Regions from separate parts of the Homo sapiens genome. Here region 2 is linked to region 1. Evidence: read pairs that join two places in POLR2A ChIA-PET (ENCODE). Cell type or tissue: PC-3. All regions are shown on one strand. Links, peaks and the distances in the headings refer to the core of each region. The heading gives the core; the rest is flanking DNA.

Region 1 (16,548 bases), core at 8,405-10,904:
GATCTGAGAGCTGTGTCTTGGCAGTACCCACACTCCCTGAATCCCTGACAGTAGGGCAAAGCTGCATGAAATCCAGGGATCAGTCTAGTGGCAACAACGTCTACCTGGGGTCATTTAAAATCTTGCTCAAACAATTATCTAGGGGAGAGAAGAGCTACCAACAGAGAGAAGGTGTGAAACAAAGTGAGAAAGCATGGGCTTTGGAAAACCTGGAGCTCAAAGAAGAAAAAGAAAACAGAAATTGCTTTCCCTATCAATATAGGTGCAGTTATAAGGGATAGCAGGATAGTCTAGCAGGACAGAGCTAACAAAGCTGCCTAAGAAAGAGTCTGCTTTAAAAATTTAAAAATTTGCCTATCTCCAGGAATAATGGACATTTTCCAATCTTACCAGTAATATAAAATATTTTTTAGATGCCTATCTGCCTCTCCTTCTTCTCTCTCTTCCATTCTAGCAGAGTGGAAATTCCTTTTAGCCAGCTTCAGGAGGGGGGAAGAAGTAGAATTTGAGAGAAGTGAATACTACTGCATTGCCTCCTCTCACTGCAAATAGCCAGCTCTCAGCAGGACCCAGATGCAGAAGAGGAAAGGCTGACCTCTTCACCTTCAAAGTTTTGATTATTTTATGGTACTGGACATTCTATTTACTGAATTTATATTATGTTTAGTAATTCTAATTGAATATAGAATTTCCTATTACCTGTGAGTAGCCGAAAAACGGCATGAGATTTCCTGGGTTGTGGAAAACCTGTATCTGTACTTTCCTATTAGCAGTGTTAAAGAAACAGTAGGAGATAATTACTAATTTGTTTTTATGATTACATCACATAGAACTGGTTTTTCAACATGCTGTTGTAAACACCCACACAAATAAGGAAATGGAATTAGTTTGCCCTTTAAAATTTGCTGGAATTCAGGTGCACTTAATCCATCACCCCAAGAGACTCTATTTGTTTCACCAGTTGGCAGGTTTCCCACAATTTACACCTTCATGGTGCTCCTACTGGAAACTGAAATCTCCAGCTAATCACAATATCTAGGTATAAAAAGACCTGTATTAAGGTAGCTGGGGTCTTAGTGTTTGAAAATCAACATACAACTTCCTAAAAGAATTTATAGCACAACCGTTTCAGAGGGAGAATCTAAGAGTGACCAACTGAAGACCCTGTTTTAAAAGGGTAGTCACTGGCCATCTATATCATTGGTTAAAATGCATGTCTCAGAGTCTTACCCCATATCTTTTAAGTAGGTCTGAGTGTGCTTATCAAGCTTCCCTGGTGATGCTTATACACACTAAGCACCCAAAAGCTTCCGCATTAATAGAAAGCTCTGCTGCTTTCATTAATCCCTAGGCCAAATAAATTACAAACAAAACTTTCAGAATTTCGTGGAGCAAGAAAGGACAACGGTGGAACTCTTTCTGCATTTTGTCCATAATGCTTCAAATACAAATTTTGGTATGAATTCTTTAAAAAGTATTTTTCTACTGTTGCTCTTTGTTATTATTTTTATTTAAAATTGTTATTAATTTTCCATATAAACTCTCATCAAATCAAAGATAAAGGCACAGATAGAGTCAAAGTTTTTTGGTTTCCTTAGCAATTTTCCATAGAAAGCAGATAAAATGACCTTTTCATGTTACTGAGAGCTACAGATGCAGAGTCAAACACAGAGAAAATGAACTTAATGTTGGGTAACAATTCTTGACAATGATTTGAACACTATCTTACAACTGGATGTCTTTTTTAAATTCTAGGTCACTGCAATAGCCCATACAGGCTAAGTTACACTTAAATTCCAAATAAGTGTATTTTTTTCAGTGAAACATTTCTTGATCTTTACCTTTCTTTACAATATATCCTATTCAAAGTTCTCAAAATATGGGGAGCATCAATAGATTTTTGTTATTGTTGTTGCTATTGTGAGGTTAGTCATAGTTTTTCAATTCTGTTGAGCTAAAATAGATTAAAAAAAAAACATTGACTAAGGGACACCATATTGGAAAAATGACTAGGCTCCAATAAATTAAAATTATATATTTTTTCACTTTTCTATTAAAACTCATCAATTTGTTGTATTTTTTATTGAGTCTCATACCTTCCCATCCTAGGCAAAGAAAGAAAATGACTGGTCAAATATAACAAAGGCAGTGGTACTGTAGGTAGGAGTCAGAAGCCATTGGTGCTATTGTCCCATGTGTTTCCTCCAGACAGAGTGCTCTGAGTAGAGCAGAGAGGAGTATCAATCATATCTTAGGACCAGGAAGGAAATATGACAACACTGCTCTCTCAAAGAGCCAGAAAAGTAAAGAGCATCTTTCTTTATGCATTGTGCTTCTTTTTAAACATTTTATTTTTATTCTGATTACACCTAGGGCTAACAATAATTTTGCTGACTGGATGTTGATTTGTTCCCAAGGCTGTATTTAACAAAATAAATGTTTATAAGAATTGAGTCTCTGACCTTACAGGAATCTCAAATACCCCAATATCAAAGGGACGCATTGTATTTTTTAACTTATCTTAATACAAATAATATTAATTATTATTATAAGGTATATGACAAACTTTAGCTATTGCATAAAGATTTCAAAAGCCCTGAGAAGTACCTGTAAATTGAAAGGAATAATTGGGAAATACAAGTCAAGAGAAAACTACTGGACATTGGATAAAGAAAGGATGACCTGGTAGAAGAGTAAAACAAAAATTCTGCCTATAGGCTCCAGTCATGAAAAACAATGACTTGAAAAAATACATAGTAAAATAAGAAATATGCACTATTTAACTGTATACATTATATAATTATGTGATGACATTATAGAATATAGTTTCTATATTATTATAGCATGTAAATATTAATATATTATAGAATATATAAGATATATTCTATATTAATATTATAACAGAATAGTGTATAATAGTATATCATACATATTACACATTAATATTTAATGTTGCATATTATACTGCTTATATCATACATAATGTTACATATACTACTACTTATTTTCCTATTATATAATACATTATGGCAGTAGACAAAGGTGAACATATAGAAATTCCTGTTTTGGGGTTTGTGTGTATGTATAGTGCATGCACACATGAGATAAGTGATATTTTCTCTATGTGGTAGAATTATGGGTGATTTTCACTTTAATTTTTCCACTATGCCAGCTGTTTAGAAATGTGTTGTATTGCTCTTCCAATCAGGAAAGAGTTACTAAAACACATTTGAGCAACAATGTCAAGTAAAGGGGATGAGGCAAGAAAATAGGGAAATAGTTGGGAAGAGTGTGTGAAAGAGTCAATAAAATAGGACTGACTCCAGGGATGATATAGCTCCTTTGCCCCCATCTAGCCTACGTGATGCAAGCATGATTCACAGAATACACATACACACATATATACACATACAGATATATAAACACACATTATATATTATACACATTACATATATGATAGGTGTGTAATAAAGAAACCTGATAATAGAACAATCAATACACAATCGACTTTAATGACTAGAACATTATCAATTTCTTCCCATATATCTATGTGCTCCTTCCCTAACCCATATCCCTCTGTCCTTACTGAAGAACTAAACACTAATTTGATTTGTATTTATTAGGAACTTGCTTTGTGTGTGTGTTTGTGAAAGTCTTTCTCTTAGATACATATGCCAGTTTTTCTCTTTGATGAGTTTTATGAAAATAGAATTTAATACCTTCTGTTATTTCTTCATTCAATGCTATGTTCTAACATGCATCTCTATTGATACATACAACCCTCATTTATCTATTTCCATTTCTATGTAGGTATTCCACTATATGAATGTATTACAAAGAATTGATTGACATTTGCTATTCTTGATTTGTATTGGTTTACATGGGCAAGAGAATTCTCTACAGTGTAGGCCTATATATGTGTTATCAATTGTTGGTATTTACTCATTCTCAGGAAAAGTATGTTTCTTCCCTTCCTTTTTAATTTAAAACCATAAGTTGGCATTGAATTTTATTAAAAGTTTTTTACTAATCTATTGAAATATTTATATTTTTTCTTACTTAACCTGATAATTCAATGAATAACAATGTAAGATTTTACAATGTTTAGCCATTCTTGAATCTATTAGGAAAGAAACAACTCGATGCATCTTTTTTATCCATTGCTGAATTCAGTTTGCTAAGACACTCTTTGGGAGCTTTTGTATATATTTCTTGGGGGAGTGATGTTTTAGGGTGTAATTTTTTTTTCTTGGAGCATAATAGTCTGGTTTTTAAATAAAGCATAAAATCTGACAAGTAATGCTTCCTATTTTACTATTGTCTGGAAGGGACAACATAGAATTAATGATCAACTTCTTGAGATAAATTAGAATTCACCTATAGAACTATATAAACTTGGTAATTTCTCTGTGTAAAGGTTTCAATCAAATTAATTTTTTAATGAACATAAAAGTATGCAGGCTTAAATTTTCATTTTCAGTCAATTTTGCTGTCATATTTCAAATGTATTGGTATTACATTATTGTAATATTAGTACTAGTTAGGGTTCCTCAGAGAGAGAGATTTAAAGAAATAGCCTCATGCAATCACAGTGTTAAGTCCAAAATCTGTAGGGAAGGCCACGTGGCTGGAAACTCAGGCAGGAGTTGGAGTCACAGTCTTGAATCCAAACCCATAGGTCAAGCGAACAGATAGACATTCAGGCAGGATTTCTATTATTCAAATAACAGATTATTATATTATTAGAATATAATCTTGATGAAGGAAACTTTCTTTTCTGAGAAACCTTGGTTTTTGCTCTGAAGCCTTTCAACTGATTGAATGTGGCCCACCCACATCATCATCATTCTTTACTTAGAAGTCATTTGACTGTAGATGTTAATCACATCAACAAAATATCTACACTGCAACATCTAGACTAGTGTTTGGCCAAACAAGTGGACACCATAGCCCAGCCAAGTTGACACATAAAACTAAGCATCAATCCCAGCACTTTGGGAGGCCGAGGTGGGTGGATCATGAGGTCTGGAGATCGAGACCATCCCGGCTGACACAGTGAAACCCCGTCTCTACTAAAAATACAAAAATGAGCTGGGCGTGGTGGCGGACACCTGTAGTCCCAGCTACTAGGGAGGCTGAGGCAGGAGAATGGTGTGAACCTGGGAGGCAGAGCTTGCAGTGAGCCAAGATCGCGCCACTGCACTCCAGCCTGGGAAACAAAGCAAGACTCTGTCTCAAAAAAAAAAAAAAAAAAAAAAAAAAAGCATCAAAGTATTCTATTATTTTTGGGGGGAGTGGTACTAGTATACTAGTAGTTATGTAGTCTTTTCATATCTTAATATTTACTGTGCTGCTTCTCATTCTCTTTGATTGCTGTCATTAGAACTTGTCTATTTTATTAATTTTTCAAATAATAAATTTTGGCCTTGTAAATGTATTCTAATATTTTTCTAAGGTTTTTTCTTAAATTCCTTATGTTTTTATTTCTATTTTAATTTTTTTGTACTGTTCTTCAAAGTGTTTAAGTAAATATATGCTAAATCACCCTTCAGTATTTTCTACCTTTTTAATATTAGCTTTAAGGCTATATATTTCCCGCTAAATACTGCTTTCTCTGTAACTTACAAGATACAATATGTAGTATTTTCATTATAAAAATATTTCAAAAATTATTTTATTTTTAAATTTAAATATTAGACACTACTAATATTATTTCATTAGTGTTATTTAACATTATCAATTAGGACATATGAATACAAAGAAATTGTTTTTTTTATAAAAAGCAGTGATTTTAATGCTGCCAATTCATAATGAAATCACTTAAACATTATTGGAAGCTATCTTCATAGACAGGCCCTTATAAAACATGCAAATGATAAAAAAACTGCTCATTGTTTCATTAAAAATATATTTATTGAGCACCAGTAAGTGCCAGTCTGTTTAATAAGTTAATAAGTTATATTTAAAAAACTTCTAGGTATCACTAAAAAGAGTTCTAGAAACTCATATGCATAACTTTAAATAGGAATGCTATTAATTTTACTGAAAAAGATAATGTGTGTCTGTATTTCTGTGTGTGTCTGTGTTTCTGTGTGTGTGTGTGTTTAAATGTTACTGTTGTTGGGGTTCAGGGCTTAGTAAAACCTTTTTTGTTTCACTTTTTTGAGTTTAAGCCAAAAAGGTCCAGAGGGATACTGTGATTAGAGATGTAATTTAGATATAAACTTTGAGCTCTATGCCACATATTTTCAAATAAAAATATTACATAGACCATATGGTAGAGTAATATGTATTGACTGTCTACTACAAACACAATACTCAATGCTTATATGTTCTATGAACAATTTCCAGCACCAAATATGCACTATATGTGTCTATTTTCAAATATTTATATCATGTCCTTTAAGTCTTTTATTGTTTTTATAGCTATATTGATCTCAATTTAAAACATAACCTTAATAAAAATAAGCTGTAAGATTTGATGTATGTGTATGTGTCTATAAATACATGTAAAACCATCACCACTATCAAGATAATAAACATATCTAGAAATTCCAAAATTCTCCTATGTTCCTTTATAATTTTTCCCTCTTGCCTCTCCCCCACCTAGCCATCCTCAGGCAATCACAGATACGCTTTCTTCAGCTACAGTTTTCCCTGCTTTTGAAATAATTTTATATAATTGGGATTATAGAGAATATATTCTTTTAATTTTTCAGAGGCAGGTAATGCTTTTTTTTATTCAGCATAATCAATAGTACATTTATTTTTATTGTTGAATACTATGTTTCCATATGTATGCTGCTATGGATTGAATGTTTGTGTCCCCCATCACCAAACTTATATGTTAAAGCTTTTGGGAGGTAATTAGGTAATGATGGTGAGGTTTTCATGATGGTATTAATGCCCTCATTAAAACAGGGAGAAACAAGAGCTCTTTCTTTTACACCAAAGAGAGGCCACGTGAGGACATAATGAAAAGAAGGCCATCAGCAAAAAAAGAAGAGGACGGTCACCAGACTCCAAATCTACTGGCACCTTGATTCTGGACTTCCTATTCTCCAGAACTGTGAGAATTAAATGTATGTTGTTTAAGCCTCCCAGCCAACTATTTTGTTATAGCAGCCTGAACTGACTGACACATATGGATATTCTATAATTTGTTTTTTCACTCATCTGTTGATGGGCATTTGAGTTATTTATAATTTGGGGGTATTAAAAATCAATATTCTATGACAATTTAAGTGCAAGTTTTCTGTTGAGTAAGTACAAATGGAATGATTGGATCATCTGGAGGGCATTGCATTGTCAATGTTTTCCAAAGTGCTGAAAAACTAGCATAGTTGTCACCTCATTTTATTTTTCATACTCGGAACTTTGGTTTGGATCTTTTTGACCATCTACTCATCATGGTTGCACTTTCTTGCTGTCTCATACCTGACAATTCTCACTTGGATATTAGACATTGTGAACTTGTTGCATGTTTGATATTTCCTATAAATATTCTTGACCTTGTTCTGCAACATAGTGAAAGTTTTGGAAAACAGTTGATTTTATGAAAGTTTCATTCTGAGTAATTCTTAAATTGAATTACATGGATTTTTACTGTGGATGGAGGAACATAAACAATTGCTGGCCCTGTATACAACCCCTGGAATGTTTCCTTTGTTTGTTTTGTTTCCTCTGTTTCTTTCCTTGCCCTCAGGTATTTTTATCATATGCATGTGCTCACCAGTACTCAGTTGAAGATCAGAGGGAGACTCCTGGTAGATTTCCAGACTCTGTTATTCTGTCTTGCAAACTCTACACACATTGATCTCCCTAGACACCCAGTTGGTCCCTTCAACTCAGAGACATTGCCAGGTTCGGCCATATACTTCTATCCCTGTGCTATGGATTTTCTTCTTTCAAGAGTTACAGTCCTGCATTGTCTGAGGTACAATGCCTGGAAACCATGACTTTCTATTTCTTTTCTTTTTTGTTGTTTATGTGCTCTGTCTGTATCAACACCTTTGATTGATATGTTGTTGTTTTGCTGCCTGTTTTATGCATTTTCTTTGACATGGTAATTACTATCTGGAGAAGGTGTGAGTTAGAGGTTTTGACACAAGTGCCAAAAAACAAAAAAGTTAATCCTTTGCATCCTGGGTGTTTAGGTTTTCATTTTCTTTTTTATAATACAGTAAAAGATTCTCATTATCTCTATTTTGGTGAATGTCTTATTTCCAAATGAATATAAATGAATCAACAGTAATTTTCAAATGGATCACTTATGTCATTCAGTCGTCAGGATTAGTAAATACCAGGCTGTGCATCGTTTGTCTAATGGCCAAAAAACAACATTTTTACAAGTTGTGATGGTTATTTAGTACTATTGATTAACTATACCTTTTTATGGTTTGCTGGTGGTTTACATAATCCCACATAATTACAATCTTTCTCTTAGCCTAGTTTCTCAAGACCACAGGATTAACATCCCTTAATTAGATTCCTGATGACAAGAACTGGTCTATCTCAGACCTTCCTTATTTTCTTGGATCTTCTCCAACATATTTAATAGCACTGATAACAAACAACTATCTAATTTTCTGCATTTTTAATATCAACTACAATTAAATATAAAATTATAATAAAATGTGAAGGATTCTTGTAAATACAGCATACTCCTTAATTTAGAGAGCTTTTAGCCAATAAGTCAACTTTATGGTACTTGCTGGGGACCAACAAAAAAAAAACTTTCACAACTAACATAGACCTTTATTTTTAATGTCTTTTTAGGGAGGCATCTTTATACAATAGCACATACTCCTTCCTCTTAAGAAAGAATTGTGTTTTCATTCAAATTGACTGCTTTTAATATGAGTGTATTTCTAAAAAGTGTATTTTTACAATTATTCTGAGCTTATTAGAAACAAAAAATAGAAAGCAGTTACGAAGTTCACTAAAGACAAGTACTACCAATTAACTACATGGAATTTTCTTGAAGAGACAGAATTAGAAAAAAAAAAAACTAAAGAAATTAGTCATAAGATCTTAAAACCCTCACAACTCAACTCTCTAGATCTGCACTGTCCAATAGAGTAGCCACAAGCATCATGCAAATATTTAAATTAAATTAATTAGAATTAAATCTAAAATGTAGGAGGTCAGTTTTACTTGCCGCATTTCAAGTGCTTAGTAGCCACATGTGGCTTGTGTCCACATATTGGATAGCACAGACACACAACATTTCTGCCCCTGAAAAAAGATTCTTCTGGGCCATGTTTCTCCAGAGCTTTGCTTCGTTTGTGCTTGAGAACAATTAGCATTCCAATAAATGCTCCAGAGTTTCAAAAAGCATATTCTATGTTCTACTTCTTATTATAAGTTGTGGAAACATATAACATATTTAAATAATTTATCCCAATTATTTAAGTATTTAATCATTAAATGTTTAGGAATTTAAAGAGGTTAGTTTTCATCTACCTGGATAATTTTCTCTGCTGATACTAAAATATTAAGTAATATTGTATGTTTTTTACAAATTCTTAAAACCCTAAACATCATGAGGTTTTATGATATAATGGAGCATGAGAATATAAGGACTGTGGCACAATGAAGCTAGAATAAGAAACAAAAAACAGGCTGCCTAATTATAGGGTTTATAATGTTAACCACTATATTACGAATGAATGAAGAATGTATATATTTTCCATTTTAACTAACAAGAAAGATGACAATATACAGAAAATATTTGTTGTGCCACCTCAGGAATGTCGAATTTGACTTTCTTTAAGTCTTCAGGGTAGGCAAAATAATTGCAGAACCTCATGGAATGCTTCAGTTAAAGGTCTCATAATCTAGTTTTAGAACATGATTGGAAGTCCATCTCCAAAGCAAAGGAGTATCTTTCTGTGATAAGACACAAAAAAAAAACCCACTTCTACATGAGTTTCTGAGATTCCATAAGCTGATGTGTTATGGACTTAATATGGACAGCTAAAGAGAAAGAAAAAATCATGTAAACTAGATGGAACGACAATTGAACTTCACAATATATTTTATATCACACTGTTTAAAACATACTTGTTTAAACTGTGTCACATGAAACAAGATACATGTCTACTCTTCAGTGACTGAATCTACCTTATTCGATATTTAAAAGAATGTTTTAAATGTACTATTATGAGGTGGGGGTAGGCTTGCCAGATAAAATACAGGATGCCCACCTAGGTAAATTTGAATTTTAAATAACAACAAGTACTTTTTTTAGTATGTTTCAAATATTGCATGGGGCATAGTTAGACTAAAAAAAAAGTTGTTCATCTAAAATTCAAATTTAAATGGAAATCCTTTTTCGAAAAAATTGCTTAATATGGCAATCTAGGCACAGGAGTTCAAAAGATTTATGATTCACAAACCAACCATTTTACCCATTCTACATGCTTTGTGCATTTCAATAGCCCTCTTAGGGGAAGAGATAGTAAGGTACTTATTTACCACGTATAACCACGGAGCCACTGGGCCAGGATCATTGAGAACGTTTTTATCATTCTCTTCAAAGGGTTTATATCTAAGTGAACATATAGAAATGTTTGATAACTTACTTAATAATAAAGATATGATTGCTATGATTTTAATGTCGATTTCCTCCTCAAATTCATATGTTGATACTCTCACTGCCAAGATGATAGTATTAGGATATAGGGCCTCTGGGAAGTGATTAGGGCATCAGGACTCTGCCCACATGAATAGAATTTGTGCATTTATAAAAGAGGACCCAGCGAAACCCCTTACTCCTTCTGCCATGTGACGTTAGAGTCATAAGATAGCTCTCTATCAGAAATCAGGTGCTCACCAGACACAGAATCTGCTGGCACTTTGATGTTGGACTTCCCAGTCTCCTGAACTGTAAGAAATAAATTTCTGTTATTTATAAGCCACCCAGTCTATAGTACTTTGTTACAGCTGCCCAAATGAACTAAGACAATAACCATAATTTAAGGTTGTTGTTACAAAATAGCAATTTGGGGTATTGTGAAATTTTACACCCTGAATATCACAATCTGAAGCCTAGGAATTTCCTTACATGCATCTGGGACAGCTGTGCCCTTGGAATGTCCTTGCTACTGATACTGCTGCTCATGCAGCCTTCATTGCCTTTTCTAATCCAAAGAATAAAAGCTTGATGGTGACCTGATTTCTTTTTTTCCATTCTCCAAAGGAGAATAAAACTGCCAAAATGAAGCTGAGACAGACTGAAAAATAAAAGTGGCTTGAGATAACTTACATTTAAAGATGCTGTGGCCTGCTTTCCTTCTTCTTTATTATTTCATCTTGGGAAAATGTTTTTTCAGTGAAAATGATAAATAGACATCTAAAAATTGGGAGTATTTTCTGTATTTCGGAAGCAAGTGATTTTGGATTTCCCTCTTTCTTTAAGAGAGATACCTGGTGATAATCACATTCACCGCCATTCTCCTTTATCCTGATGAATGTGTCGGGGCTATGTGGTTTTGTTATTCTTGTAGACATGATGAAGGAACCCAAACAAGTTCAGTTAAGTTCAGATCCCTTGGTGTTGATGGCTGGTTTGGAAATATAAAAGTTGCTAATGTCTCATAAGGTGATGATTAGAGGTATACTTAGTAAAGGTACATATTAGAGGTATAGATAGTAAATTTACAGTAACAATTTACTGTATTCTGTTCCTCTTTGTAATGGCCCCTCCAACCACTCCTCATCATCCCTGTGTCTCTGCCATATCATGTTGTCTAGAACAGCATTGGACTATGCAAGCAGACAGAGTAAAAAGTGTCTTCTAACCTACGTAAGTCTATGTAAAAAATGTCAAGTATTCGAGGAACTATATTGTGGTTCTCTATGTGGTACATGGATGATAAAATCAAGTCACTGGAAGCCAGGAGGGTCTTTATAGTTTTTTTCAACACCGAAGACTTCAATGAGACTTGGAAAAGAAGTCTTTGAAATTAAGTTAAACAACAAAAAAAGCTACTTTCGCTTACTCTCCCCAGTCCTAAAACTCACATATGTATGCCTTGCCAACAAATGCACATAAAATGGTCCTTTTATTGACTGTGAACATTATGAGCATCGTAATGGTTCACTATTCATTACTGCAAAGTGTCCTCAGACATAAAAGGCTAACAAAAATTTGATCAAAAGCTTGGGGTTCGTAATGCTGGAAAAACCAACAGTAAAATGAACACTCAAATTTTGTATCTGCTTTACAAGAAATAAACAAAAGACACTCTGTTCCATGACACAGAGGAGATATAATCATAAAACAAACAGGGAGAAACTTCTTATGGAAAGAATAAACTAACTGAAAAATGTTTCTCATTGCAGGGTCTGTAGTTAATTCTGAATTTATATTATTTTAAAGGCTTAATTTTGTATTTTTAATTGAGTAAAAATAGTACAAATAATCTTATTTGGGTCAAATGGAATCACTACAGGCATCTATATAAGTTAGAATTGGCTTCAGCAGCACATAATGCAAAACTCAAATTAAAGAGGCTTTAAAATGACTGAATCTTAATTTCGTCTCACAGAAATTGTGCATAAAAGAATTCCAGAATTGGTACGGCTGTTTTACTGACATTAAGGAATCCTGTCTTTTAAAATCTTTCTTTTCTGCCTTCCTTAGGACGTTTTCTATGCTTGTGGTCACCTTATCGTACAAGAAGACAACTGTAGCTCCAGATAATACATCTGTATTCCAGGAAGGAAGAATGAGGAAGTAGGAAAAACTAAAAGAGCAAATCTCTCACTTTCAATAGGTTTCCTAGATATTCTTACCTGATGGCTTCTGCTTGTATCTCACTGCAAGCAAAGACTGGGAAATGTAATCTTCCATTCAGTTATTTTGTTGCGCTAGATTAAATTAGAATATATCAGTGACAAGATGCAGATAATTGATAGTACATGAGTAACTAGCCGTCTCTAACTTTGAGTCAATTTATTCTCATGATAATAATTATTTAAAACATCTTTATATGTTTCTAGTTCTCGCTGTCAGATTTTAGGAGGTGGTCATCATAGCAGAACGTAGATAACAGAATAGGAAACTCCAATATAGCACTCTATATTCCAGGCTAATTTTGTAAATGTTTACATATTTAATCTTCAAAACAATTTCATGATATGTAGTCAACAAATAGTTGTCCCTTGAACAATATGGTTTTGAACTGTGTGGGTCCACTTATATGCAGTTTTTCTTCTATCTCTGCCACCCCTGAGACAGCAAAACCAGCCCCTCCTCCCCTTCTTCCTCAGCTACTCAATGTGAAGATTATGAGGATAAAGGTCTTTATGATGATCCACTTCCACTTAACAAATAATAAATATATTTTCTCTTCCTTTAATAATTTTCTCTATAACATTTTCTTTTCTCTAGCATACTTTTTGTACGAATACAGTATACAATGCATAAAACAGGCAAAATATGTGCCAGTTGATGGTTTATGTTATCAGTAAGGTCTTAAGTCAACAGTAAGCCATTTGTAGTTAAGTTTTGGGTGAATGACAAGTAACACACAGATTTCTGACTGCAAAGGGGGTCCATAGCCCCTGCCCTGTTCAAAGGTCAATTGTGCTATTATCACCAGCATTTTATAGATGAGGAAACTGATGAACAAAGAGGTTAAGTAACTTACTTGTCAATGACATATAACTATTGAGTGTAGATTTGAATGCAGACAGTCATTAAAGCTACTGGTCAGTAGTCTGCAATCTTCCCACTCAAGTGGGAAAAATTAATTTTAAATTTAATTACTCCTATTTAAAAATTAAGTATATCAAAGACCCTTAGAGAAAGTATAACATTTTAGTTACGTTTTTTTCTGAAACAGAAATAGAACATGAAAAAGTGAAAGGAAATTATTGGAGTGCTTTCACCAGAAGATGACATAATCTGAGTTAAAAAGGACACCACAGAGGATAAACCTTTCCTTCCCTGGGCAGTGAGAAAAGATGGATTAATGTAGACCCTTGGGGTCTCACCTCTCTTTATAAATACTTTTGAAAAGTTCCCTATTTTCAGTCCTCTTCCTTCTTCTCACTCTTATGTTGACCAGTTATGTGAATTCTTGAGCCTTTTGAGTGTCTGTAGAACTAATCAATACATGTGCTTTTGAAGATACTTTTCTCTACCATGACTCATTACTCTTAATTTAAATCTTCTCTTTGATATGTCATTTACATGTATTGCATCCATTTTCTATCTTGATACATTTTGATTAGAGTCAACAGCTCTCTTCTGGCTTAATTATGGGTAGAGTTTGTGCTGAATTTCTGATTTCGGTTCACGTTGTTTTGAGTAAATTTCAAAAAAGAAGGTGAGGGTAATATGTGTTTTTACCATTCTGCTTTGGAATTCCTACTGCTATTCCATTTAAAGGTTCTCAAGAAAGAAATATCTGTCCTCTTCCCTAAACCTTTGACCTTCCAAAACACTCACTGCCAGGCTATTTTCTACAGCATGTGGAGTACCTGACATCAATACCCAGTTAGCCATTTAAGACTACAGTAGTGGCAAGACCATGTGTGCACACATCACAGTGTCATAGTATTTGAGTGCTCATTTCTGTCTTTCATGAGTGGATGCAGATTTATTAGGGTGTCTTTTTAACATTTAGCCACTGATTATTAGCAATACTGCACTGAAGGAGAATATATGTGAGAAAGCAAAAAAATTTACTTTCATTATTAACAGTCATCAAAGGGTAGTTTTAGTAAAATTGGGATGTCTATGATCAGTGTGTTCTCAATCAAAAACAATAATCCATTTGGCTCTAAGGAATAACACAATCATTATAATAATTGTATTATTGTATAACAATATAATACTGAAGGAGAATATATGTGAGAAAGCAAAAAAAAATTACTTTCATTATTAGCAGTCATCAAAGGGTAGTTTTTAGCAGAATTGGAATGGCTAAGATCAGTGTGTTCTCGATCAAAAATAATAATCAGCCCATCTGGCTCTAAGGAATAATATAATTATCTTTGGTGTTCCAGCCTCTACTTTAGGTTCTTGTCTCTTTTAATTTCTTTCTTAACACTAAATAGTTCTCTCTATTCACCTACAGAAAATGACTGATAAATTTATTTACACCGTGGTTTTTGCATATTCATTTTTTTCTAAAACAGTTTGCATTTCAAAAGATAATCTGGACAGAAAAGGCAATTATTAAATGAAATGACATGTTGAACTTTAAGCATGAAGAATAATGATGTGGGGGATTGGAGAGTCTTCTAGTGTTTCAGTCACTCTACTTTCTGCAAAGCTAGCCCTGATCATAATGATAATGTTATCAGTCAGTGCTATATCCTGGAAAATGAACATGTCAAGGCCAGAACTTGGCAATGTGACAGAAAAGGGGTGGGAGTTACGAAATAAAGTGTTCAAAAGACTTAGAAAAGCTCATTGGGAGCAAGCTTATTTTCCATAAGAAATGGTTATTAGAGATCAAAAGAAAAGAAGAGCAAAACAAGGGGGACTCCAGGGGACTACTTGTAATTCCCTCTATATTTTTTGGTAATTCATCCCCAACATCTCTCCGAAATAGCTGTATATACATTTGAAGGACACAGTAGAACATTCAAAAGTAGAACTTCAAAAGTTTGTACTTCTGAGTTTGTGTTCAGTAACACACAGATGTATAGAATTCTTAAGGTTTAAGATCAAATTCTTCATATTTCAGGAATAATACATCAGCTATTCTATTTGACCCCTTTCCTGTAAGGAGAACATAGTTTCTTAAAATGTAAATCATCAAAAAAAATTTTATTGTAGGATATTATTACACATATTAGGATACTTCCTGAGATAATTTTGGAACTCATTTATGTTATCTTCCTTCCTGAATTAAGATTTTCAAATATAAATGAACAAATAACCCATGTGATCCTTGCAATTAAAAATGGTTATGTACTTTAGATGTTTTCAACCCTAAAGTTAGTTGTTTTTTACATACCGAAACACTTTAAATGGAGATACAGTGTTTTCTATTTTTGGTTAATGTTTTAAATTACCATGTTCTATTATGCAGGGTTAACTATAAAATTTGACCAAAATCTGTATTTTATGGACAAAAAAGGACAATAAACATCAATACCCAACTGGCTTTTGACATACCATATAAGACTATAGAGTTACAGCCATATAAGACTGTAGAGTGCCTGTAATCTTGTCTAGACATTTCACAGGATCATGGAATTAAAATGCTTTTTCTGTTTCATGCCTGGTATTCCAGCTTTCATTTTCAAATATATTTTAATTTGGATAATAAACAATATGGTCATCCTATTAATAAATATCATGGTGAATCAAGGTAGTTCTCTGTTCATCAGGATGTGTTTGTTAAACAGGTGAGGTAGGTTAATAACCTTCCTATTGATTTTACTTTAAGAATTCCATGAGTAATGAGCCACTATCAAAGATCTCAGTGGGTCAAATTACTCAACTTCTACTCCAGCTATGTTACCTAATACTGTAATCATGCCTATGCTTCCTCTGGCAGTTAACTATAGCTACAAGGATCC
Region 2 (16,548 bases), core at 4,741-7,240, 480 kb before region 1:
GCTATCAAATGAAGGCGTCGGGGGAGAATATATACAGTCTACAGAACTCGGGAGAGTTAAAGAGTAGCAAGTTCCAATCAAGAAGAAATGTTTTATTCAGTAATTACTTTGAAGAATTTTTTTAAGAGCCCCTGAAAATACTGGATTTCTGCAGGGGATATTGCGAAAATACTAAAATACTAAGGTGTGAAAATGATTCTCTTTTTTGAATTAAAAAAAAAATCAATAGAAATAATTCAGTGTGTGAGGTAGATAAGCTTCAGACAAAGGGAAAAACCAAACCTGCTAGTCAGAGATAGATATAAAAAAGAGAAAAATCAACCTCTACGTTATGTTGCCAAGGAGACTGTGTAAACAGACTTACACAAAGAGAAGTGGCTGGCTGGCAATACTGCTAATGTGGAAAATCTCTTCATTGTTGTGTGGCATGCTTCATCTCAGAAGAGCAGGAAAAGGTGGCAGGCAGAGAGGGAGAAATAACAAGAATGGAAGAGTCGTTCTTCCAAAAAGGGCCATCTGTGACCCTGAGAGATAAACCTGGCAGACCAGGGCTCACATCTTAGTAAATCACCTGTAAATAAAGCTTGTAAGGCCTGTGCATTGTCTCATGATTATTTTATTAATAATACTTTAACCCTTGCAATTTGATACGCTGTGCAAGGTAGTCTTACAGGGGATCTTTTCATTGAGACGCTCAACTTGTTTGTTTTGTGCTTCTCAGGCAAGGGCAGTGACTGGAAGCTGGGAGAGAGGGTCAACAGCTGAATCTCAGCCTGATGGAGGCCACCATTTAATAAGTAAATACATGCACGGTAAGCCTCATATGACTTTCGTCTCTCTATTCTTTTAGAAGTTGGTCTAATCCAACCATATATACAAATGCAATTATTTCTCCTTCAATATTTTCATTCATTCAATATACATCGGGTATTATGAATAAAGTCCGTGTAGATACAAGTAGTCTCAGTTCCCCAAAATGTTTAGAGTGTATAATACCAAAAAATGCTATTATAAAGTTTAGTGAGAAAAAAGTTTGTTTTTATATAACCATATATGCAATATGATTACAAATCTGCTAAATTGTTGAGCAAACAATAAATGGTTAATCAGTGTTGATGGATGAGCAAACTATGAATTATTTTCCCTCTTTTAATTTTCATCTCCAAATTTTCTATAATGTGGTTGTATGAATTTATTCATATAGAGAGAATTTACAGGTGGCTGAAGTGAATCTGGGTTCAGATGTTGGACTTCGCGGTTTATTCTTTTACAGAGTTTGAGATAAGCCAGTGAAGTCTGACAAAATATAAAGCAGCTCTTTCTGCATTTGCAAATATGTGTGCAGTTTTTTTTTTTAGATAGTACATTTGTATTTTGATTGATTGATTGAGATGGAGTCTTGCTCTGTCACCCAGGCTGGAGTGCAGTGGCATGATCTCGGCTCACTGCAACCTCTGCCTACTGAGTTCAACTGATTCTCCTGCCCCAGCCTCCCAAGTAACTGGGATGACAGGCGCCCGCCACCAAGCCCAACTAATTTTTTGTGCCTTTAGTAGAGACAGGGTTTCACCATGTTGGCCAGGAGGGACTCAAACTCCTGACCTCAAGTGATCCACCTGCCTTGGCCTCCCAAAGTGCTGGGATGACAGGTGCACAGGTGTGAGCAATCACGCCCGGCCAAGATAGTGCATTTTTAAATGTTTCTCTCCAGACCTGTCATCATAAAAGTTGCTTGCTTAGAAGGGGGATAAAATAAGATGCAAACCAGCTCTTCTTTTATTGGAGAGTTTCAATTTAATCAGAAGGTGAATGTTAGCACATATATATATGTGTGTGTATATATGTACATATACATATATATGTATATACATGTGTATACATATATGTATATATACACATTTGATTCCAATAATATATATTTTGAGCCAAATTTTATATGTATGTATATGTGTATATATACATACATGTATATGTATGTACATATATACATATGTGTGTATATGTATGTACATATATGTATCTGTATATATGTATATACATATATATGTATCTGTATATATGTATATACATATGTATCAGTATATGTATATATGTACATGTATATACTATATATGTGTATAAATGTATATAGTATATATACATATATACGTGTATACATATATACACGTATATATGTATATGTATATACATACATATATATGTATATACACACAAATATACATATATACACGTATATGTATACACATCTATACATATTTACATATACATACATGTGCGTATATACACATATGTATACATATATACATGTACATATGACGTATATATGTGTATATACACATATATACACATATATACACACACATATATGTGTATATATATACACACACAATGGAATATTGTCCAGCCATAGAAAATAAAATCCTGTCATTTGCAGCAACATGGATGGAACTGGAGGACATATGCTAATTTGAAATAAGCAAGGCACAGAAAGACAAGTATTATATGTTCTCACTCATATGTGGGAGATAAAAAAGTGGATTTCATGGAGGTACAGTAGAATGGTACTTAAAAGAGGCTAAAGGGCCTGGCGCGGTGGCTCATGCCTGTAATCCCAGCATTTTGGGAGGCCGAGGCAGGCGGATCACCTGAGGTCAGGAGTTCGAGGCCAGCCTGACCAACATGGTGAAACCCTATCTCTACTAAAAAATACAAAAAGTAGCCAGGCATGGTGGTGGGCACTTGTAATCCCAGCTACTCGGGAGGCTGAGGCAGGAGAATCACTTAAACCCAGGAGGTGGAGGTTGCAGTGAGCCGAGATCATGCCATTGCACTCCAGCCTGTGCAACAGAGCCAAACTCTGTCTGTCTCCAAAAAAAAAAAAAAAAAAAAAAAAAGGCTAGGAAGGACAGCAGGAGTGGGGGATAAAGAAACAAACGTTGGTTTATGGTACAAGAATACAGTTAGCTAAAAAGAATAAGTTCCAGTGTTTGATAGCACAACAGGGTGACTACAGTTAATAATAACTGATTTTATATTTCAAAATAGCTAGAAGAAAACTTCTGCATATTCCCAACACAAAGAAATGGTAAATGTTTGTTTGAGATGACGGATATTCTAATTACCCTGATTTGATCATTACACATTTTATGCATGTATCAAAGCATCACACATACTCTACTCTAGAAATATTTATAATCATTATGTCAACAAAAAATTAATATAAAAAAAGAAAATAAAAGCTAATTCCAACTGCTAAGTCATTGATAAATTAAAAATAGAAATGAGATTGGGGTCTTAAGTAATTTCCTTACATTAACGGTCAAAATGAATGCCACACCTTGTGAGACAGCATGCAAAACTCAGTTTCAGAGCTGGCATATTGAATTAATAACATATCCTTTTTCTATCAAAATGCTCTTAAGTTGTAAATCATGCTTTTTTGTTTTTTTTTTTTCAGGCTATTTAGATCCTGCATCAGACAGGTCATCAGAAAACATGAAGCTAAATGCAGTAAAGAATTACTCTCTTGAACTCTTGAAAATATCAAAAACATGAAGCTAAATGCAGTAAAGAATTAGTCTCTTGAACTCTTGAAAATATCATTTTCTTATAGAAATGGTTTAAAAATTTCTTTTTTATTATTTCTAATTTTCCTTCAGAAAATTGTGAGTTTTAACCTACAACACATACACTCCAAGGTAATGCCACTCTAATGCTGTCTAGTTGATCTGAATAACTAACTGGTCAATTATCAGATCCACCAAACTGTCTCTCTGGAGATTAACTTCTGCCAGCATATTGGTTTCTGTTCATTTTCACAAGATTGACAGGCTCATTACAGCAATATTAACATCTTCCTTTGAGCACTCACACTGTGCAATTGTAATTTTGCATATGTTGATGAGCAGGCAATTACATCAAAGAGTGAACACTGGGCTGATGTGCAAGGCACTATTTAATTATAAAAACAGTATAGGATTGAGCCCTGTCACTGAGTCTTCCATTCCTTCTATCTCGCCTGTTTCTAATTTATTTCTCTATTTCTTCATTTCTTCCTTGACTGTCTTCATTCTTTGCTTTTTATTTCTTTCTCCTTAAATGACAGACCTTTTCTTAGATGCCATTTCTCTATGTCTGCGCTTAAGACAAGAATTTTTTTCCTCCTAGTTGTTGGTTAATGTCTGCAAATGTGAGAGCATGTTAACATGACAAACAACAAGGAATTTGAAATAAACTTAAATGAAACAGTGTCTTTTCTCCCCCTACTCTCCCCCACCCCCCATGGTGGAAATGATGATATCCTTACCATCTGCACACTTGCAGGCTGTGAGTGGGCAGAAAACCAGCTGGAGATGCAGCCCATGGCAGGGATACAGATCCTCAGCTTCTGGGAGGTCCTAGAAGCTCACAATGCCACCCAGCTATTGGACTATCATCTCTCATCATGTATATTCAAAGGGAAAATGTACAACATTTCTTCTAAACTATTTTGTACAGAGAACATCTCCACTATCATCAAAAAGAGGCTGATGTGTAGTAGGGAGAAAGTGTTCTGGACTAAGTGTCAGGAAACCTCAGTGCTTCAGGTTCTCTTGCAATTATGAGACTGGTTCTGTTACTTCACCTCTCTGGAGTTTATTTTTCTTATTTGTATAGTGAAGGCCTCCAGCTTTAGCATCTCATAATTTTGTTGTGGAAAATAAATACGTGCAGAATTAAGAGAATAATGAAAAGAGTTTGAGGGTATCTCCTCTGCCTTAATTGACAAACTATGTTAAGGGTAGACTATCACGGTATCCTTCAAACATATCTATGAGGCAAGGCTTGTGGCAGAAAAGGAAGCAAAATGATATACTTGTCACATCAATTAGTCAAGAAAATGTGATTACCCTGAGCCCAAGAAACTTCCACTAAAAAGATGGAAGGAAAGACTACGTCTGGTGTTCTCTGGCACCATCCTTGAGTCCACATGTATTTAGAAGTGAATAACTGAATTTAGGGCCATGGTACAGAGGTGTCAGTCTGCAAACTAGAAGAGCAATGCTGACAGGCCCTGGGACTGTTCCTAGTGCTGTATGGGAACTCAGAAATCTAACCGAAGCCACAGGATGGGTAACGACAATGAGACTGTGACCTGGCAATATCTGCATAATCTTGCAAGAAATTTCTAAAACCATAAGACACACGGCATTTTTACTTGAGTCCTAAAATGAACATCCGGTGATATTGGACCTTCCCACTCCTAACCAAATGACGTCAACACACTCTTAAGGACACATCACACACTCTGTGGAAGAGGGTAGGAGAGGTGTGGAATATAAAATTCCTTTTTTGAGACGGCTGCCTGGATTCTAATGGGGTTACTCTAATGTGTTTTAAGACCAAGGCTCACTGGCCAAGATATACTTTCATGAATTCAAGAATGTATGATCATTATGATGTATACATATACACATATATGCATTTACATGACAAAAAAAATGCCAGAAGGCATGTAAAAGACAGACAGTCCTCTTTTCAAAGGGTGCATAATGGGAGTGATTCTATCTTTACGTCTAAAGTGTTCTACTGGACGCATTTAATGTTCTTGTTTCCTCTGTCTTAAATTATTCGTTCCCTTTTGGACACATTATTGCTCCATAATAATGCTAAGTAGCTTCATTTTGTTGTTGTTGTTTTTTAAATCACCCAACCTTTCCTAATGCTAAGCCAGGCAATGGAGGGCAGGAAAAAAAAATGTCTTTAGAGAAGGCTGTAGGCCTATCACCAGATTTTGAGCTGGGCTTTCCCCAGAACACACTTTAGGCCTGCAGGATGCCTGAGGCCAAGGGTACTTCCTGCATCCACAGGGTTGGGGATGCTGAGTGCAATCCCTCTATTCTGCCACCTGGGACAGCCTTTTGCATTACTCTCTGGCTGCCTTCCCTTTTCTGAAACTTGAGAGGGGAGAATGTTGCTTCCCTTTAGAACAGTAGGTGAGCCCATCAGCAACTCAGCCCCAAAAGTCTCTGCAGTCTCATCTGACAAATTATAAGATTGAGCCTATCAAGTAAGTAAATAAATAAATAAATAAATAAATAAATAAATGAATAAAATGAATCATAACAAATATACATATCTGTGTATTTATTACATCTTATCATAATTCTCAGCCTGAATCTAAATATACGGTCTACTACAATCTTTTTAATTGGGCTTTAGCTAAATGCATGATGAAAATCATTTTCAGATCTTAGCTCATTGGAAAAAAGTAAAGATAAAAAATAAATAAATAAAAAGATCTTAGCTCACTGTCGTACTCTAGTGCCTTCCTAACACGCAAGCATACTTCCCATGTCCCATTCACTTGCAATCAGCTACTGGTGGAAAATTAGATGGTCCCAAATCAGAGGAAACCGAAGACATGATAATGAAACTCCTGAAAAAATCAATGACGATTATGGAAATTAGCTGTTTACCACCTTTTTTTTTTTTGACCTTTCCTTTTTTTGACCCTCTAGGCAGCCTAGTTTATGGAAGGAACATCATCAGTGAGGTCCCAGAGAAAGGAAAATGACTGATTACAGAGATAGCTATTATTTCCAGCCACTATATCCAAGAGCGTATCAGATCACTCAAAGCACATTTTATCAACACTCCCCCTGTGACAATCTAGTCTTTACTGGAGTTAATTAAAGCAATTAATTCCCTTCCCTTTCAAAGCAGTGTGATTACATAAATAGATAATTTCCCAATCCAAACCCATAAAGCAAGTGATTTCTCTGCATGTTCCTCAGTGTGCAAAGCACCTAACTGAACCAAATTGTCCTTTTTCTAAATTTGACCTTCATGAAATTCTCCAGTAACTTTTTCTGCTCTGTCTTCCTATCTGGTTGGATGGCAGAACCACATCTCCACATGGACACAGGACTGCAAGATTAATAAAGCATTTCCCGCAGCAAAGATAGATAATGCCTAAACTGTAATCACAACGACAGGAGTAGAGTGAGGAGGAAAGGAGAATGGCGGGTGCCTGCTCTGACAGGCACTACAGTTCCCTTCAACAATATACCAGCGTGGGTGATGCTGACAATAATTAAGCAAACAGAATGCCAAACAATTGTAAGAAAAGCTGTCAAACATTTTGTGTTATTATCCCCTGCACAGGCCTGTAATTTATCATCACAGAAAAAGCACATAAAGAAAAATCTCTAAACAGTGACATTTTGTTCAAATTACAACCCTTGGCTTCCCTGACTGCCTACAGACTGACATCTCCAAGGTCGGATGTAGTGCTCAGCAATTTGTTCCTTCATTAAGTGAGCATGTCTCTGGGATGGGTTCTAGCCACTGTGAGTGCTGGCATGCCAAGAGCAAGAACAAAGTACTTCCCAACGTGTGGGAAGCCACTTACCTTCAGACGTCAAAATGAAAGAAAGTAACTGACATTCGTATTTCCTTCTCAGATTGGTCCTAAAGCTTGAAATATGATCTCCTGCACCAAGGCTCCTACCTGTCATTTCTTCCTCCCTCTCCACCCAAAACCCTGCTTGGGGTTCTGGACTTGGCTAAAGTGTAAGGGCTTTGATCTTGTTGGTATAAACTCAGTCTTTACTGGCCGGGCACTGGTGGCTCACACCTGCAATCCCAGCATTTTGGGAGGCTGAAGACAGTGGATCACTTGAAGCCAGGAGTTTGAGACCAGCCTGGCCAACATGGTGAAACCCCCGTCTCTACTAAAAATACAAAAATTAGCCAGGTGTGGCGGCAGGCACCTGTAACCCTAGCTACATGAAAGGATGACGCAGGAGAATCACTTGAACCCTGGAGGCAGAGGTTGCAGTGAGGCAACATTGCGCCACTGCACACCAGCCTGGGCAACAGAGTGAGACTCCATCTCAAAAAAACAAAAAACAAACAAAAAACAACAAAAAACCCAATCTTCCTGATGATATCCCCCAATGGTTGTAATTGAACCAGAAAGAAAATAAAAAAAAAAAAAGGAAATACTTTTCTCATCCAGTTTCTTTAGAGTTTAGCACAGTTCTATAGATTAATTACTATAAATTGTGAGACATAAAGAGACCTCAGAGATGCTGAGCCAGTGAGACAGGTGTGAGGGTGTGAGGTGTTACTATTAGTACTTTGGAGAAAGTCCATAGGCAGTCTCCAACGTAGATTTCTGGATGGCTCAGAGTTGAAATGGACCCTAGAGGTAATAGAATCAATCTTTTCAAGTAATGAGAGAAATTCTGTCTGTGATATTCCTAGCTGATGTTCTGAGCTGGACCACTTCCAAGGATGGAGATAATAGAAGCCTTCCATTACAAATACTTGGCTGCTGAAAGACCTAAACATTTGAGTCTTCACTGTTTTCAACAGCTCCTTCCACACCTGTCCAACATAGAGATCCACTTAACAGAAGTCCTACCCTCTAGATATTGCCTTATTTGAAAAGGTAATATCTTTTAATCCCATTTCTTTCTATCCCATTGCCAGAGCTCTTTCCCATTGCTTTCTTCACTTTCTTCACAATCTTTTTTCTTTTTTAATTTTTAAAAATAGGGTCTCATTCTGTGCCCAGGCTGGAGCACAGTGATGCAACCAAGCTCACCACAACCTTGAGCTCTTGGGCTCGAATAATCCTCTGGCCTCAGCTAGGACTACAAGCATGTGCCACCATGCCCTGCTAACCCCATCTCAATCTTTATACCCATAAGAGAACCTTTTCTTAGAAGCCTCTTTTCTTAGGGTTTGGAGGTTGATTTACTATTGCCAATATAGCAAATCTTTATTTTCCTTAGGTTTATTTTGATTTTTTAAAACAATAGTCTTTTTACTCAAACTTTGGCAAAGAGTTTGGGCTAGTATACCAAGTAAATAAGCTTTAATTTTCTCTTGGCCATGTATCTTCTATTAGTTTCTGCATAAGACCCTCAGTGCTTCCATGTTTACTGCTCGCTGCACAGGCACCTCTCACTAGATGGCACTTAGGATATTTTTCAACCATCTTTCTGACCAAAATTGTATGTGTTCTATGTCTCATCCCTAAGAAAGTTGATAGTGAACTCAATTGGCTGATTACAAGTACAGTGTGAACAACTTATACCTGAACACTTTAAATATATTGCAACCTAACAAACACATTTACATATCAACAATGACTCATTTCCTTAGTCCAAGAAAGTGAACACAGGCTTGATTCTCTCTCCCAACACCCTCCCCTCCTTTTTTCTCTCTCTTTCATTCCTTATAATAGACAAATGTGAATTATCTTCACAACCTGTTCATTTAACTCTGTCAAGCTATTCCTCAAGGACAAACCACAAAAGGGAACCAGGGAAGGGCTGTTCAGAGCTCACTGAAAATCCAGATCAGCTACAGAGGTCCTTAGCCCATAGAAGATAGGTCTGTGGTCTCAACTTGGAATATAAATAACAGCTTCTTTACCAACCTCACCAAATCGACTTTTAATACCTTTTTTTCCCATAGGCTTCCAACCTACTCTGATTGACTTAGGCTGATCAGAAACAAAACTTTAACAGTAACGTCTAAAATAAGTGAACTTTGTTTTATAAGTCTTCCTTCTTGCCAAAGCTGATGACTAAATAAGTTCAAAGACATTTAAATTAATGTCAGTTATACCCACAGTCACTGGAGGAGAGGTAATAGGAATTCAAGCTTCCAGTAAAGAAAAAGAGGAAATGAGAAAGAAAAAGAGGTGTCTTTCAACTCTAGTTGTGATATAGTCTGCTGAATTATTGACCTTTCCTTTCAAAGATAAGAAAATGTGTATGTGGTTTTTTTTTTTTTTAATTTAGACTTCCTACGTGTAACTAAAATCTCTAAAACAAGGTGGCTTATTTTACATATCTGAAGAAAGTGAGGCATGCAATTTTCCCTTCCTCATAGTCCGACCTAAGAGTGTGTGGCAAACTTTGTAGAATTCTAAGTTTCCTTCAAGAACTTTTCATCTTATTTCCATCCACAAATTAAAAGGGATGGAATTACTCAATGTAGCCATAGCTAGGAATACAGTTTAGTGAAGAACAGGAAGGGAGAGAGACAGAAGGACTCCTACAGTTTTTCTTTACAATCTAAATATGTTAAATGCATGATGGAAGCAATGGAGCCAGGTCAAAATGGCACTTGCTGTGTTGTGAAAAATCCTGACTATGAGAATCTTCTGTAGTAGAAAGGCAGGTCATTCTATCACACCAACTGGAAGGCCAGTCTGGGGCGTGCTTGCTGGATGTGTGGAGATCAATTACCCACAAGTCCCTGTGGAGTCTCTTCCATAAGAAACTGGGGAAGCCCAGGCCATCAGTATTCTGCACACACACTAACAGCTTGTGCTTGCAGAGGCAATCATTTTTCAGCTCTTTTCAGATTCTCTTTCTTGGTTATTTTTCCATCTTGGCTAAAAGGGTTTCTCTTTTGTACCAAGCAGGGGCACCAATCTAACAGAATTTATTAGAAACTGCTCGATTGGGATTTTGCTGGAGTTCTACTGAGGTTGAAAATCTCAAACAATATGTGATGAAAATTTTAGGCTGTTTTGGGTGACTTCAATCCCAAGGTCTTTCTTGGCTGATTTGAGTTCCTTCTTTCAGAGATTTAGGCAATGTTAGTTTCAGATGGGAGGTCTGGTAGATCCTAAAAATGAGGTAGCTCTATGTCAGCCATTCAGTGGAGAAAGAGCCCATGCTACTCTGTATGACAAAATACTATGCCTTTATTTGCATACAGGTGTGAATGAATTATTTAAAGAGAAAAATGTGCGAGTGGGTACTGCGTAAGTGCCACAGTCGTTGCACTGTGCTTTTCAGTAAGTGTGAACATTTTCCTTCGCATGTCTTTTTAAGAGAAAGAGAAAATGATGATGGGAAGGATTTTGGGTAAGACAAGATTACTTTTCTACTATTCTTATCAAAATTTACTATTTTGTCTTCCTTTGTGTAGTACCTGTGTAATATTTGCTCCACAATTGTAAGCTCCTTGAAGACATGAAATGTGTCTTTTCACTTTTTTTTTTTTTTTGAGACAGAATCTCACTCTGTGGCCAGGCCGGAGTGCAGTGGTGTGATCTTGGCTCACTGCAGCCACTGCCTCCTGGGTTCAAGCAATTCTCCTGTCTCAGCCTCCTTAGTAGCTGGGACTACAGGCACGCGCCATCACGCCCAGCTAATTTTTGTGTTTTTAGTAGAGACGGGGTTTCACCATGTTGGCCAGGATGGTCTCGATCTCCTGACCTTGTGATCCGCCCACCTCAGCCTCCCAAAGTGCTGGGATTACAGGCATGAGCCACCGCACCCGGCCCTCTCTTCACTATTATATTGCCAATATTTATGATAGCTTTTGGTTTACTGCAAGAAACAATGAGTAAGTAGTTTGTCTCTTTAAACCAATGCTTTCCATTCTTCTCCAGGTGAGAGGTTGGTATAGATTTTTATGAGGCTTTATCATAACTAAACCCAGTGGTGGACTGAATAAGATCAGCTGGTAAATATAGTCTTTGATCCACTGGAAAATCCAGCAATATCTAACTTAAACAACAAATGAGCGAAATTCTAACATTTCTAGTATATTTGATCTATTGGTTTGTAAACCATCTTGAAGCCATGATATAGAAACACTAACTCTGTATTTTTATAAAAATAAAACATAAGGGTATGCATTTATTCATTCAAGAAACATTTCTTGAGTCCCTAATTGCACTAGGAACTGTTCTTGATTCATGATAGAATGTGACAGACAGGTTGTTCATGGAGATTTTGCTCGAGTAATGCATATATGGTTGGAACTGGTGGGCACGGAGTCCAAAATAGCAATTCTAGGCCAGCTTGCCCTAAACAAATGATACAGATATTATATGAGAGAGTTGCTAAAATTTGGATCATATTTAGCTCTCCTCCCACCTCTTTCAAACACTTACTAAGTTTAGGGAGAAATGTGGGAACATAGGATGAAGTGGCCACAGAGGTACCCAAGAATCAGTACAGTAACAATGTCCTTAGCAAATGGCCCTCCCGTAATTCCTAAGAAGGTAAAATATTTTAGCATTGAAATAACTTCATGACATGGCTATGCCAACTCTAAAATGGTTTCATCATGTAAACAGTCCTTCAGCGAATGACTTACATTTTGAAAAACCTACAGAGCAGAGTGAAAAGCATGGGCTGAGCAGTCAGCTGATGAGGATGACTGAAGCCATGCTCCACCATTTGCTGGTTGATTCAAGAGGAAGTCACTTAACCTTTCCAAGCCTCAGCTTCACCTGCAGAATGGCAATAATAATGGCCAACTTGTAGAGTTGTTGTGAATACAAAAATAATGCAGTGCATTTTTAGCATGATACATAACATATAATAGCAACACAGTGCTAGCTGTAATTCAATTGGAAAAAACTACTTTAAAGTTCATATGGAACCAAAAAAGAGCCCACATTGCCAAGTCAACCCCAAGCCAAAAGAACAAAGCTGGAGGCATCACGCTACATGACTTCAAACTATGCTACAAGGCTACAGCAACCAAAACAGCATGGTACTGGTACCAAAACAGAGATATAGACCAATGGAACAGAACAGAGCCCTCAGAAATAATGCCACAGATCTACAACCATCTGATCTTTGACAAACCTGACAAAAACAAGAAAAGGGGAAAGGACTCCCTGTTTCATAAATGGTGCTAGCCATTTATGGAAAACTGGCTAGCCATATGTAGAAAGCTGAAACTGGATCCCTTCCTGACACCTTATACAAAAATTAATTCAAGATGGATTAAAGACCTAAAACCATAAAAACCCTAGGAGAAAACCTAGGCAATACCATTCAGGACATAGGCATGGGCAAGGACTTCATGTCTAAAACACAAAAAGCAATGATAACAAAAGCCAAAATTGACAAATGGGATCTAATTAAACTAAAGAGCTTGTGCACAGCAAAAGAAACTACCATCAGAGTGAACAGGCAACCTACAGAATGGCAGAAAATTTTCACAACCTACTCATCTGACAAAGGGCTAATATCCAGAATCTACAATGAACTCAAACAAATTTACAAGAAAAAAACAAACAACCCCATCAAAAAGTAGGTGAAGGACATCAACAGACACTTCTTGCAAGAAGACATTTATGCAGCCAGAAGACACATGAAAAAATGCTCATCATCACTGGCCATCAGAGAAATGCAAATCAAAACCACAATGAGATACCATCTCACACCAGTTAGAATGGCAATCATTAAAAAGTCAGGAAACAACAGGTGCTGGAGAGGATGTGGAGAAATAGGAACACTTTTACACTGTTGGTGGGACTGTAAACTAGTTCAACCATTGTGGAAGTCAGTGTGGCCATTCCTCAGGGATCTAGAACTAGAAATACCATTTGACCCAGCCATCCCGTTACTGGGTATATACCCAAAGGATTATAAATCATGCTGCTATAAAGACACATGCACACGTATGTTTATTGCGGCACTATTCACAATAGCAAAGACTTGGAACCAACCCAAATGTCCAACAATGATAGACTGGATTAAGAAGATGTGGCACATATACACCATGGAATACTATGCAGCCATAAAAAATGATGAGTTCATGTCCTTTGTAGGGACACGGATGAAGCTGGAAACCATCATTCTCAGCAAACTATCACAAGGACAAAAAACCAAACACCGCGTGTTCTCACTCATAGGTGGGAATTGAACAATGAGAACACACGGACACAGGAAGGGGAACATCACACTCTGAGGACTGTTGTGGGGTGGGGTGAGGGAGAGGGATAGCATTAGGAGATATACCTAATGTTAAATGACGAGTTAATGGGTGCAGCACACCAACATGGCACATGTATACATATGTAACAAACCTGCACGTTGTGCACATGTACCCTAAAACTTAAAGTATAAAAAAAAAATAGAGCACACATGTCATTAATGACCATTAATTATAGCAACACCCAGAGGACAGCAGTACTGTATCATTTTGCAGGTAAGAAAACTGAGGCTTAGAGGGTGTTTATGAGCACAGGGGAAGATACACTTCACCTTTCTCTTGAAGTTATTATGTTGCCATGACTTGCTTTGGCTAATGAAATGTAAATGACAGAGGAATGTGTTGCTTCTTGGTGAAAATCTTCAAGTCATCTTCTCTTCACTGTGCCACAATGAATTATGTTTCAGAAGGCGGATTGTCCAGGATCCTGTATCCTGAATTAAGGACAATGTAGAGTAGACGATGGGCATGCAGCATGAGTAAGAAATAGATCTTTATTATTTTAGGTCACTGCAATGTTTACAGTTGTCCATTACAGCAGGATAACATAGCTTATTCTAACTTTCCAAAGATGAGAAACTATTAAGATCTAGCATTCAAACTCAGGTCTTATGGTATTAAGGCCAATGCTTTTGTACTACCTTACAGTACACTGCTTATTAGAAATAAAACACCCTGTGAATGTACCTTCCACTTCGAAGAAAATGGACTTTTCTGTTGCTCTTTGACTTAAAAAAAATTAAAAATTCTCTGAGCAAAGGTCAATGGAAAGGTAGCGAAAAAGTTGGTAGAGGTGGGCAGATAATAAAACTGATGAGAAAGATCCATTAGTTTAGCAGAACCCTTTATTTCCCATAGGTTCATGACCTGAAGATTACATAGGATGGAGGGAGGCCCTTATCATAAGCCTGCAATTCTGTGGCTAACAAAATCAATTTTTAAATGATTTATGTGATGTTTTTCAGGACCAAAAGAGCAGTAATTCATTTCCCATGTGGTACTTGGAGCTGCTGCTTAGATGTTGAAAAATGATTAATCTTTATTTACAGCATGGCTCCCTTCATATATTACTGGAAACAAGATTTGAGAGTGCAACACTTCTATAGCATGCAATTATTTGCTGAAGGAAGTTCCAGGCATAAAGAAAAAAAAAATCTACTAGCAGCCAAGGATATCTGGACATGCACTGAAGTAACCACTGTGAAAACCTTCCAAGGCCAAATGCTTCCAATCTATTCAGTTTGACCCACTTAACATAAAAAAGCCACATTAATTTCCCAAGGGGAGCCACTCTTCTATCAAATCATACTAACTCCTAACTTCAACAATGGGAGAATGAAGAATTCAGAATTCTTAGGTTTTTGTTCCCCCAGAAGACTGAGTTTAAAAATTTTCTAGAAATTGGTGCACATAGCTTACTTCAACTTAAGTTGAAATATGTGTGCATTTTTAAAAATTGCTATAAGGATGCCTTTTCTGGGCCACCATATGTAGACATTCCTTTCTTTTAAAACTACAGAAGTACCATATTCTCAGGTCTCCTATTCTCCATCTTGCCAGCCTGAGCCTAACAGGTCCAATCACATCTAAGGAACAGTTTCACCTAGGGTAAAGTTCACATTTTTATGACTAGCTATATCACTCTGAAGCCCCTAGTTTAGGGCCCACAATAATTTGATAAGGACAGGTAAATTTCCATGTCCCTTGCATCTTGTGATCATTAAGGTTGGGGTAAAGACCTTGGATATCAAGGAGATAGAGTAGAGACTATTCTTAGACCATTGGAATGAGCTCTGCCCATTGCTTCTGGACACTAGAATGTTAGAGGGCTGTGGAGAATGATGCGTAATGATGCCTGCTGTTTTCTCTCCTATCATTTTCTAGGACAGATTTTCCCAAGGAAACAGTTAAGAGAGCCAGACTAGTCAGTTACGCACTCCATACTGGAGACCACTCATATGCACATTGTGTACCTCATCCTTCTCCATGGATCATTGCTCACTTTCTCTTTATTGGGCTAATGGTATTGGTTAAACTGTAGGCTGATGACTATGGACCACTATTTTCTGTATCATTAAACATGGCCATATCCCTTCAAGTGGGTTGTGAATAAAATTGGCACTCTGCTTCCACCCCAAGTTGGATTATTTAACAGGCATGACTGGCTTATTAGGAAATAGCTTGAACTGGTATGACTGAGGATGAAACATCTTGTCAATACAGGTTATTTGTTAGGTCCCATAGAACTGGATGTACAGGTAAATGAGGGGGTGAGGGCTTTCCCTCCTGTTTGTAGTTTGTATGTGGGGTTCATCAGCAAACTTATGAAGCCCAGTTTATTAAGTTTCTTGGGCAAAAGAGTAGGCAAAGCTGTTCTAAATAGAGTAGGAATAAAAGAGGGCTGGTACCACAATAATGGTGAGGCAATTTCATTAACTAGAGTATAAACAAGAAAACAAAGTAACAAGGAGTTTGTTGATGTATTAGCAGGATCCTGGATCTTTACTTGCCTGAGTTATCTGGATGAGTCTTTTGTCTCTGGGTAACTTCAGTCATAACCCTTATCATTTATAAGTAACACAGGGACCTGTGCTGGGAAAATATGGACCAATATCCTAGAAAGTTAGTAACATATACTTAGTGAGTAAGCTTGTAACACATACGAGTGACCAATGTTTTCATTAATATTTTCCTGTCATGCCACCATTCTGTGTACTATGCTTTTCTTCTTGAGTCCTGTAGTTGCCTCTAAGAATGACAGTCCTGGGAAAGATGCTAATTACTCAACAGAGTATT

Evidence for each region. ChIA-PET counts read pairs that join two places held together with the same protein. Peaks named below come from ENCODE experiments on the same cell type or tissue, not always from the same donor. Only the 100,000 strongest peaks of a DNase experiment are listed, where the experiment ranks them.
Region 2: POLR2A ChIA-PET joins it to region 1 with 6 read pairs; 1 of 35 experiments calls an interaction of 5 or more read pairs at or near these places.

What each region holds. Positions count from the first base shown.
Region 1 is chr2:40,725,277-40,741,824 of GRCh38, forward strand. The region is part of intron 2 of LOC105374497 (a long non-coding RNA gene); the gene reads right to left. LOC105374491 (a long non-coding RNA gene) reads left to right here. Exons shown (of 3, transcript XR_939993.3): 3 at 6,922-7,029. Among named protein-coding and RNA genes, the nearest start is that of LINC01794, 13 kb to the right of the region's middle. In PC-3, for the core only: no CTCF peak of the experiment used is centred there; a DNase peak (open chromatin) is centred at 9,765; H3K27ac peaks cover 519 bases.
Region 2 is chr2:40,250,963-40,267,510 of GRCh38, forward strand. The region is part of intron 2 of SLC8A1 (solute carrier family 8 member A1); the gene reads right to left. SLC8A1-AS1 (SLC8A1 antisense RNA 1) reads left to right here. Exons shown (of 5, transcript NR_038441.1): 4 at 722-812; 5 at 3,458-4,247. Among named protein-coding and RNA genes, the nearest start is that of SLC8A1, 190 kb to the right of the region's middle. In PC-3, for the core only: a CTCF peak has its summit at 5,869; a DNase peak (open chromatin) is centred at 5,889.